Linked DNA regions of Homo sapiens: region 1 is linked to region 2. A link is an interaction called in ENCODE POLR2A ChIA-PET data of the cell type or tissue named here. Cell type or tissue: Caco-2. All regions are shown on one strand. Region 1 overlaps HYCC2 (hyccin PI4KA lipid kinase complex subunit 2). Region 2 overlaps ORC2 (origin recognition complex subunit 2).

Evidence for each region. Peaks named below come from ENCODE experiments on the same cell type or tissue, not always from the same donor. Only the 100,000 strongest peaks of a DNase experiment are listed, where the experiment ranks them.
Region 1: POLR2A ChIA-PET joins it to region 2 with 5 read pairs; 8 of 35 experiments call an interaction of 5 or more read pairs at or near these places.

What each region holds. Positions count from the first base shown.
Region 1 is chr2:201,006,055-201,010,054 of GRCh38, forward strand. It overlaps HYCC2 (hyccin PI4KA lipid kinase complex subunit 2), which reads right to left. Exons shown (of 13, transcript NM_001321623.1): 7 at 2,919-3,034. LOC105373835 (a long non-coding RNA gene) reads left to right here. Exons shown (of 3, transcript NR_187976.1): 2 at 2,932-3,047. Among named protein-coding and RNA genes, the nearest start is that of ORC2, 44 kb to the left of the region's middle. In Caco-2, no CTCF peak of the experiment used is centred here; DNase peaks (open chromatin) are centred at 1,627 and 2,487.
Region 2 is chr2:200,950,951-200,954,950 of GRCh38, forward strand. The region is part of intron 4 of ORC2 (origin recognition complex subunit 2); the gene reads right to left. Among named protein-coding and RNA genes, the nearest start is that of ORC2, 11 kb to the right of the region's middle. In Caco-2, no CTCF peak of the experiment used is centred here; no DNase peak of the experiment used is centred here.

The sequences.
Region 1 (4,000 bases), 55 kb after region 2:
AACTCCTGACCTTGTGATCCGCCTGCCTCAGCCTCCCAAAGTGCTGAGATTACAGGCGTGAGCTATCGCGCCTGGCTTTTTTTTTTTTTTTGAGACGGAGTCTTGCTCTGTCACCCAGGCTGGAGTGCACTGGCGTGATCTCAGCTCACTGCAACCTCTGCCTCCTTGGTTCAGGTGATTGTCCCTCCCTCAGCCTCTCAAGTAGCTGGGATTACAGGCACCCACCACCACGCCTGGTTAATTTTTTTTTTTTTTTTGTATTTTTTAGCAGAGATAGGGTTTTGCCACATTGGCCAGGCTGGTTTTGAACTCCTGACCTCAGGTGATCCACCTGCATCGGCCTCCCAAAGTGCTGGGATTACAGGCATGAGCCGCACCTGGCGAGATTTTTTTAAATGAATAAATGAGTTTTGCAATGTGGGAAATACATTAGCACCTTGGAAGACACTCAGAGCAAGAGATGATACTATTAGCTCAATTATACTAGATGCCTGAAAGAGTAAAAGTCAAGTGTTTGTGAGGCCACTCCTGCTTTTAGAACTTAATAAGGCTAAACAGAAGTCTGTAAACTTGAGTGACTTCTCTCTGGGAGATATTTTGGTCATATATGATGATGAACTGGGATAATTGTTAATGACTGACTGGCACTCTATGAATGTGCCAGTATCTTTGGCTCTTATTTTTCAGGTTTCATTTACTGCCATCCTGTGACATGGTATAATATTGGCATTGTTGGTAAGGTTATAATATTGGTCATATGTATTGGAAATTGAATTGAAGCCTCCTTAGAATGAATACTAATGGAACATGACTTGCCTGAGGAGGAACTAAATTTAGCTAATCATTAACTAATTTCTATGACAAATAGTGCTGCACAAGTTTACCACAAGGTAGATAAAGAAGAGGGGTGAGGTAATCAAATTTGTGCAAAAATATGAAAATATATGCAAACATTAAAGGATGAATTAGTTATTTCTTTAAATCTATCTGTAACCTACACTGGCTCCTCCAAATGTTAGGCATATTCATAATGATAGTATCTGTCATATAAATGCTATACTAAATGTAGATGCCCAGATAAACATGATCATTTTTGAGCCTTGGCCAAAGACCAGGGGACAGCCTGTATAATAAATACAGGTGTTTCTCGACCTATGATGGAATTGCATACCAATAAACCCATTGTAAATCGAAAATATCATAAGTCAAAAAAGCATTTAATACATCTACCCTACTGAACATCATAGCATAGTCCAGCCTACCTTAAATGTGCTCAGAACACTTACATTAGCCCTACAGCTGGGCAAAAATCATCTAACACAAAGCCTATTTTATATTTATCATAAAATTGAGTATCTCATGTAATTTACTGAATACTGTACTGAAAGTAAAAATGAGAAGGTTTACATAGGTACTTGAAGTACAGTTTTTATTGAATGCATATTGCTTTGATACCATTGTAAAGTTGAAAAACCTTAAGTTGAACCATAATAATTCATGGGCCATCTATAAACTGGCCTTGCCCAAAGAGACATCTGGCCTTTGCTCCTAGGAAGTTAATCTGATAAAGAGTCTTTGTTTAGGGCCGAGACTGGTAACACCAGAACTTCAGGCCGGACTGACCACATCTGACTTTCTTAGGTAGGAGTTGGCCATGCCAGAAAGAACTGCCGTGTGATTTAAGGTGGTAGCTCTGGGTCACACTGCATCAGTCCACATGGAGGCTGAGATCAACCAAGTAGGCAATCAACCTAATCAATCATGCCTACATAATGATGCCTCAATAAAAAAAACTCTGGAAACCAGAGCTTAAATGAGCCTCTCCCATTACCAATACTTTGTGTTTACTGTCATGCATTGATGCCAGGAGGGTAATGTATCCTGACTTCAGGGGAAAGGACAACAGATGCTTTGTGTTTGAAACCCTTCATATTCTACTATATGTGTCTCTTTTGGCTGATTTTAATCTCTATTCTTTCCCTGTAATAAACCATAACTGTGAGTATAATGGCTTTCAGTGAATCCTGTGAGTCCTTCTAGCAAATTATCAAACAAGAGTTTGGTTTTGGGAACTCCCAAAACTTTCAATTAGTCAGAAGTGAGGGCAATTTTGCAACCTGTCCCTCAAACTGTAAAATTTCAGGTACGAATCCCATTCTGCAACCAAGAAAGCAAGGTGTACAGAGTAGATAAACTGTCTGAGGGAAAAATTTCTAAATTGCAGTACTAGAATATGAATCCTGGTTTGACTGACTGCACATCCACTTTTTACACTGCTTTATACAAGATGACCATAACATAATACCAAACATTAGACAATGGGTATTTCACAACTATGATGTATTTACCTTTTGGAGTCTTCTCATACCAAACTTGAACTGAAGTAATTATAGTTAACTACTAAGTGTAAGTTAATGATTGTTAGCTGAGTGCAGTGGTGCATGCCTGTAATCCCAGCTACTCAGGAATCTAAGGTGGGAGGATCACGTTGAGGCCAGGAGATCAAGACCAGCCTAGGCAACATAACTAGACTCTGTCTCTAAATAAATAAATAAATGGGCCAGGTGCAGTGGCTCATGCCTATAATCTCAGCACTTTGTGAGGCTGAGGCAGGAGAAGTGCTTGAGGCCAGGAGTTCGAGACCAGCCTGGACAACATAGCAAGACCTTTTCTCTACAAAAAATAAAAAAAAAATTGGCCAGGCATGGTGGTGTACACCTGTAGTCCTAGCTACTTGGAAAGCTGAGGTGGGAAGATCACTTAAGCCTGGGAGGTCAAGGCTGCAGTGAGCCATGTTTGTGGCTACAAACTACATTCCAGCCTGGGTGACAGAGTGAGACTCTGTCATTCATTCATTCATATATATATTCATGCATACATACATACAAGTTGTTACTATATACAGTTTTGACCATTACCGGTTCTGTGCAGTGAATGTTTCCCTCTGAGGATGAAGATCACTATAAACAACTCTGATGAGATCATGCTGACACAATGCCCCTTCTGTCAAAGCCATGGATCCAATTGTTGAAGGCTACAAAAATAAGGTACAGTATGAGACAATGTCTCTACCATGAAGTAAAAATCTGTATCATGTAATAATATTTAATTTTCTTTTCCATAAAAGGCAGTTTTGGATCATTTATTCTTCTCATTCTTCACGGAAAAGGTTCAGAATCTTTCAACTGTCAATTATATAAATTCTATAGCTTCTTTTGGAAATTGCCTGTAAAATATAAAACTAAAAACATTTTTTAAAAGTCATGTAATAAATCTATATTTAAGAGAGTATGAAAAGTTGCTGAAAAAACTAAAGGTTAAAAATACATCCATTTTAATGTCTATATTCCAGAATGAGTACAACTGCTTATAATTATACAAACAATATTAAAGACTATAATCAAATATCTCTCTTTTTTTTTTGAGACAGAGTCTCACTCTGTCTCCCAGGTTGGAGTGCAGTGGCACAATCTTTGCTCACTGAAACCTCCGCCTTTTGGGTTTGAGTGATTCCTGTGCCTCAGACACCTGAGTAGCTGGCATTACAGGTACCCACTACCACATCCAGCTAATTTTTGTATTTTTAGTAGAGACGCGGTTTCGCCATGTTGGCCAGGCTGGTCTCAAACTTCTGACCTCAAGTGATCCACCCACCTCGGCCTCCCAAAGTGCTGGGATTACAAGCATGAGCCACCATAACTGGCCCAAATGTCTCTTTAATACTAACATTATTGAGTTCATGTTTCTAAAGTTAGAAGAACCATCCAGGCCAGGCGCGGTGGCTCACGCCTGTAATCCCAGCACTTCGGGAGGCCAAGGTGGGCAGATCAAGAGGTCAGGATATCAAGACCATCCTGGCTAACACAGTGAAACCCCATCTGCACTAAAAATACAAAAAAATTAGCCGGGCGTGGTGGCATGCACCTGTAGTCCCAGCTACTCGGAAGGCTGAGACAGGAGAATCGCTTGAACCCGGGAGGTGGAGGTGGCAGTGAGCTGA
Region 2 (4,000 bases):
TCTTCTCAGAAAAAATATCTTCTTTACGCTGTGGCTTGTCTTTACACTCTTTTTATGGTGTCATTTGAAGGAAAGTGCTGGTTTCTTATAAAATAGACTTTACACTAGTCTTTTTACTGTCTCCACAGTTTTGCATTTTCCAGAATGTCATATAGTTGGAATCATACAGTATGTAGCCTTTTCAGATTGGCTTATTTCACTTAGTAACATACTTTTAAGGTCCTTTCATATCTTGTTCATGGCTTGATAGCTCTTTTTTATTTAAGTGCTGAATACTCCATGGTCAGGATGTGCCAGTTTGTTCATCCATTCATCTACTGAACGACCTCTTTGTTGCTTCCAAGTTTTGGCCATTGTGAATGAAATTGCTATAAAGGTCCACCTGCAGGTTTTTGTGTGGACATAAGTATTCAACTCATTTGGGTAAATACTAAGAAACATAACTACTGGATTATATAGTTAGAGTATGTTGAGTTTCATAAGCAGCAGCACAGCTGTTTTTCATGGGGCTGCACCATTTTGCATTAACTAGAGATAAATGAGTTCTTGCTGCTCCACATCCTAATCAGTATTTGGTGGTATTCGTGTTTTGGATTTTGGCTATTCTAATAGGTGTATAGTGGTATCTCATTTTGTTTTAATTTGCAATTCCCTAATGATATGATATTGAGCATATTTTCATATGCTTATTGGCCATCTGTTTATTTTCCTTGGTAATAAAGAATAAAAATAGATGGCAAATAAGCATATGGTATCTGTTCAAATACCTATTTGCCTATTTTTTAATTAAATTGTTTTCTTATTGCTGAATTTTAAAAGCTCTTTGTATATTTTGGATTAAAAGTCCTTTATCAGACATGTCTTCTGCAACATTTTCTTCTAGTCTGTAGTCTTCTCACTTTCTTGAGAAACAATGAATTTTAATTAGTTGAATTTGTCAATCTTTTCTTTTGATTACATATTTTCTAAGAAAACTTTCTGTAATCAAGACCAAAACCATATTCTCTTATATTTTTGTCTAAAAGCATTTACAATTTGCTTTTCATGTTTAAATAATTAAGGTAATTAATCTGTTTATAAAGGGAGGTAGAGGGCCTTTTTTTTAAAATGGGAATATACAATTGTCCCATCACCATTTACTGACCAGTTCATCACTAGCCCAGTGATCTGCAATGCTACTTCTACAGTATATCTAGTTTTCATATATGCACAAATCTATTTATGGAGAACTTGTTACTGCAATGATAGAACTACAACTAGAATATATAATTAGAATATAGAATGTATAACTATATATTTATATAATTTATTTATTTATTTATTTTTTGAGACGGAGTCTCACTCTGTCGCCCAGGCTGGAGTGCAGTGGCACGATCTAGGCTCACTGCAAGCTCTGCCTCCTGGGTTCATGCCATTCTCCTGCCTCCACCTCCCGAGTAGCTGGGACTACAGTCGCCCGCCACCACACCCGGCTAATTTTTTTTGTATTTTTAGTAGGGACAGGGTTTCACTGTGTTAGCCAGGATGGTCTCGATCTCCTGACCTCATGATCCACCCACCTTGGCCTCCCAAAGTGCTGGGATTACAGGCATGAGCCACCGCGCCCGGCCTATATAATTTATTTTTGTCTGAATGTCAAATATAGACAAAATATAAACTTGAAAAAGTTATTAACTAAAACAACTGGTTTTAAATAAGGTGAGAATGAGAAACTGTAAAAGATTTAAGAGAAAATTTGAGAAACATGAAAGCCTACTACACTCAGATAGCATCAAAAGTATCATTAAGTTATCAGTTTATTGGAAGAAAATGAAACTGGAAAATTCCAGTTGATGCATTATGGATATGATAGCTTAAAAATTAAAAAAAAAAAAAGCAGGCTGGGCATAATTGCTTACACCTCTAATCTCAGCACTTTGGATAGGCTGAGGCTGGCAGATCACTTGAGCCTAGGGGTTTGAGACCAGCCTGGTCAACATGGTGAGACTCCACCTCTACAAAATATACAAAAACTAGCCAGGCATGGTGGTCCGCACCTGTAGTTGCAGCTACTCAGGAGGCTTAGGTGGGAGGATCACCTGAGCCCAGGGAGGCTAAGGTTGCAGTGAGCCTTGATTGTGCCACTGCACTCCAGCCTAGGTGACAGAGTGAGACCCTGTCTCAAAAAAAAAAAAAAAAAAAAAGGCAATACTGTTCAACCAGCTGATCTCCAACAAACTTACATTCAAAGACTCAAGTCCTACATCAAAATCAATCACTACTGCATTAGTTACACTAATAAAAAGTTACAAACAATCCAAAAGTATAATATAGAAAACCACACATTATTTATATATTAGAATGCAATACTACTAGCTATTACAGTTCTTTTTGTCCGAAGACTGACCTCTGAGAATTTAACGATATGTTAAATTTAAAAGAAAATAAAACCACCGCCTCATATCCATTAAAAGGGCTACTGTTTTTTTTTTTTTTTAAAAAAGGAAATAGGTGTTGGTAAGAACGTGGAGAAATTGGAACCCTTGTACACTGTAGGTTGATATGTAAAATGGTGCAGCCACTGTGCAAAAAGTATGGTGGTTCCTTAAAAAATTAAAAATAGAATTAGCACATGATCCAGCATTTCCACTTATGGGTATAAACCCCAAAGAATTGAATGCAGGGTCACAAAGAGGTATTTGTACACCCATGTTCATAGCAGCATCATTCGCAATACCCAAAAGGTTGAAGCAACCCAAGTGTCCATCTACAGATGAATAAATTTCAGTTTTGTACAATGAGAAAAGTTTGGGAGATTGGTTACAAATGGTGTGAATGTACCTAATGCCACTGAACCCATACACTTTAAAAATGGTTCAGATGCTAAGCTTTTTTGTGTGTGTATGAGATAAATTCTTGCTCTGTCACCCATGCTAGTGTGCAATGGTGTGATTGTGGCTCACTGCAGCCTCAACCTCCTGGGCTCCAGTGATCCTCCCACTTCAGCCTTCTGAGCAGCTAGGACTACAGGTGCATGCCACCACGCCCAGCTAATTTTTGTATGTTTTTTGTAGAGATGGGATTTGGGATTTCTTTCTTTCTTTTTCTTTTTTTTTTTTTGAGATGGATTTTCACTCTTGTTGCCCAGGCTGAAGTGCAATGGTGTGACCTTGGCTCATTGCAACCTCCATCTCCCGGGTTCAAGCGATTTTCCTGCCTCAGCCTCCCGAGTAGCTGAGATTACAGGCACCCACCACCACGCCCAGCTAATTTTTTGTATTTTTAGTAGAGACACGGTTTCGCCATGTTGGCCAGGCTGGTCTTGAATTCCCGTCCTCAGGCGATCCACCCGCCTTGGCCTCCCAAAGTGCTGAGATTACAGGCATGAGCCACTGCACCTGGCCAAAACTAAGTCTTTAGGAAAATGTAACTATGATTAAATAGTGTAATCTGTATAAACTTTAGGAGGATATTTGGCAATACATGTCAAAACTCTTATTGTAGAAGAATGTCTAATGACAGAGTAATGTATATATGATACATTATTAATTGCAAAAAGTCTATTTATAAACGTAATGGTGCAAGCTTATGTGTGCCCATGCATGTATGAACAGACAGAAGATACACACTGAAATGTTAACGGTTCCACGTTCTCTAAAGCAGGCATTCTTGACAGGTACAATACATCTCCCAATTGGGTAAAACTGGATCTTGGCACAGGAGGGAGTGTGGAAAAAAGACTTTGACATTATTAATATAATAGTCTGTGGCCCTCCAAAGCGTCACAGTACATAAACAGATATACAGCATATATGTAGTACTGAAATTTTTAGGGTGGGAAAAAGTGATTAGGAGAAAATGTCTAAAAAGGCTAATTAGGGGTCAATAATTTTAAAAAGGTTGAAAAACATAGGGCATGATGCCAAAAAATAAGGCAAAGTTCCCCAGTGTGAGGAATGAATGAATGAATGAATGAATAAATAAATAAATAAATAAATAAATAAATAAATGGTATGGGTTT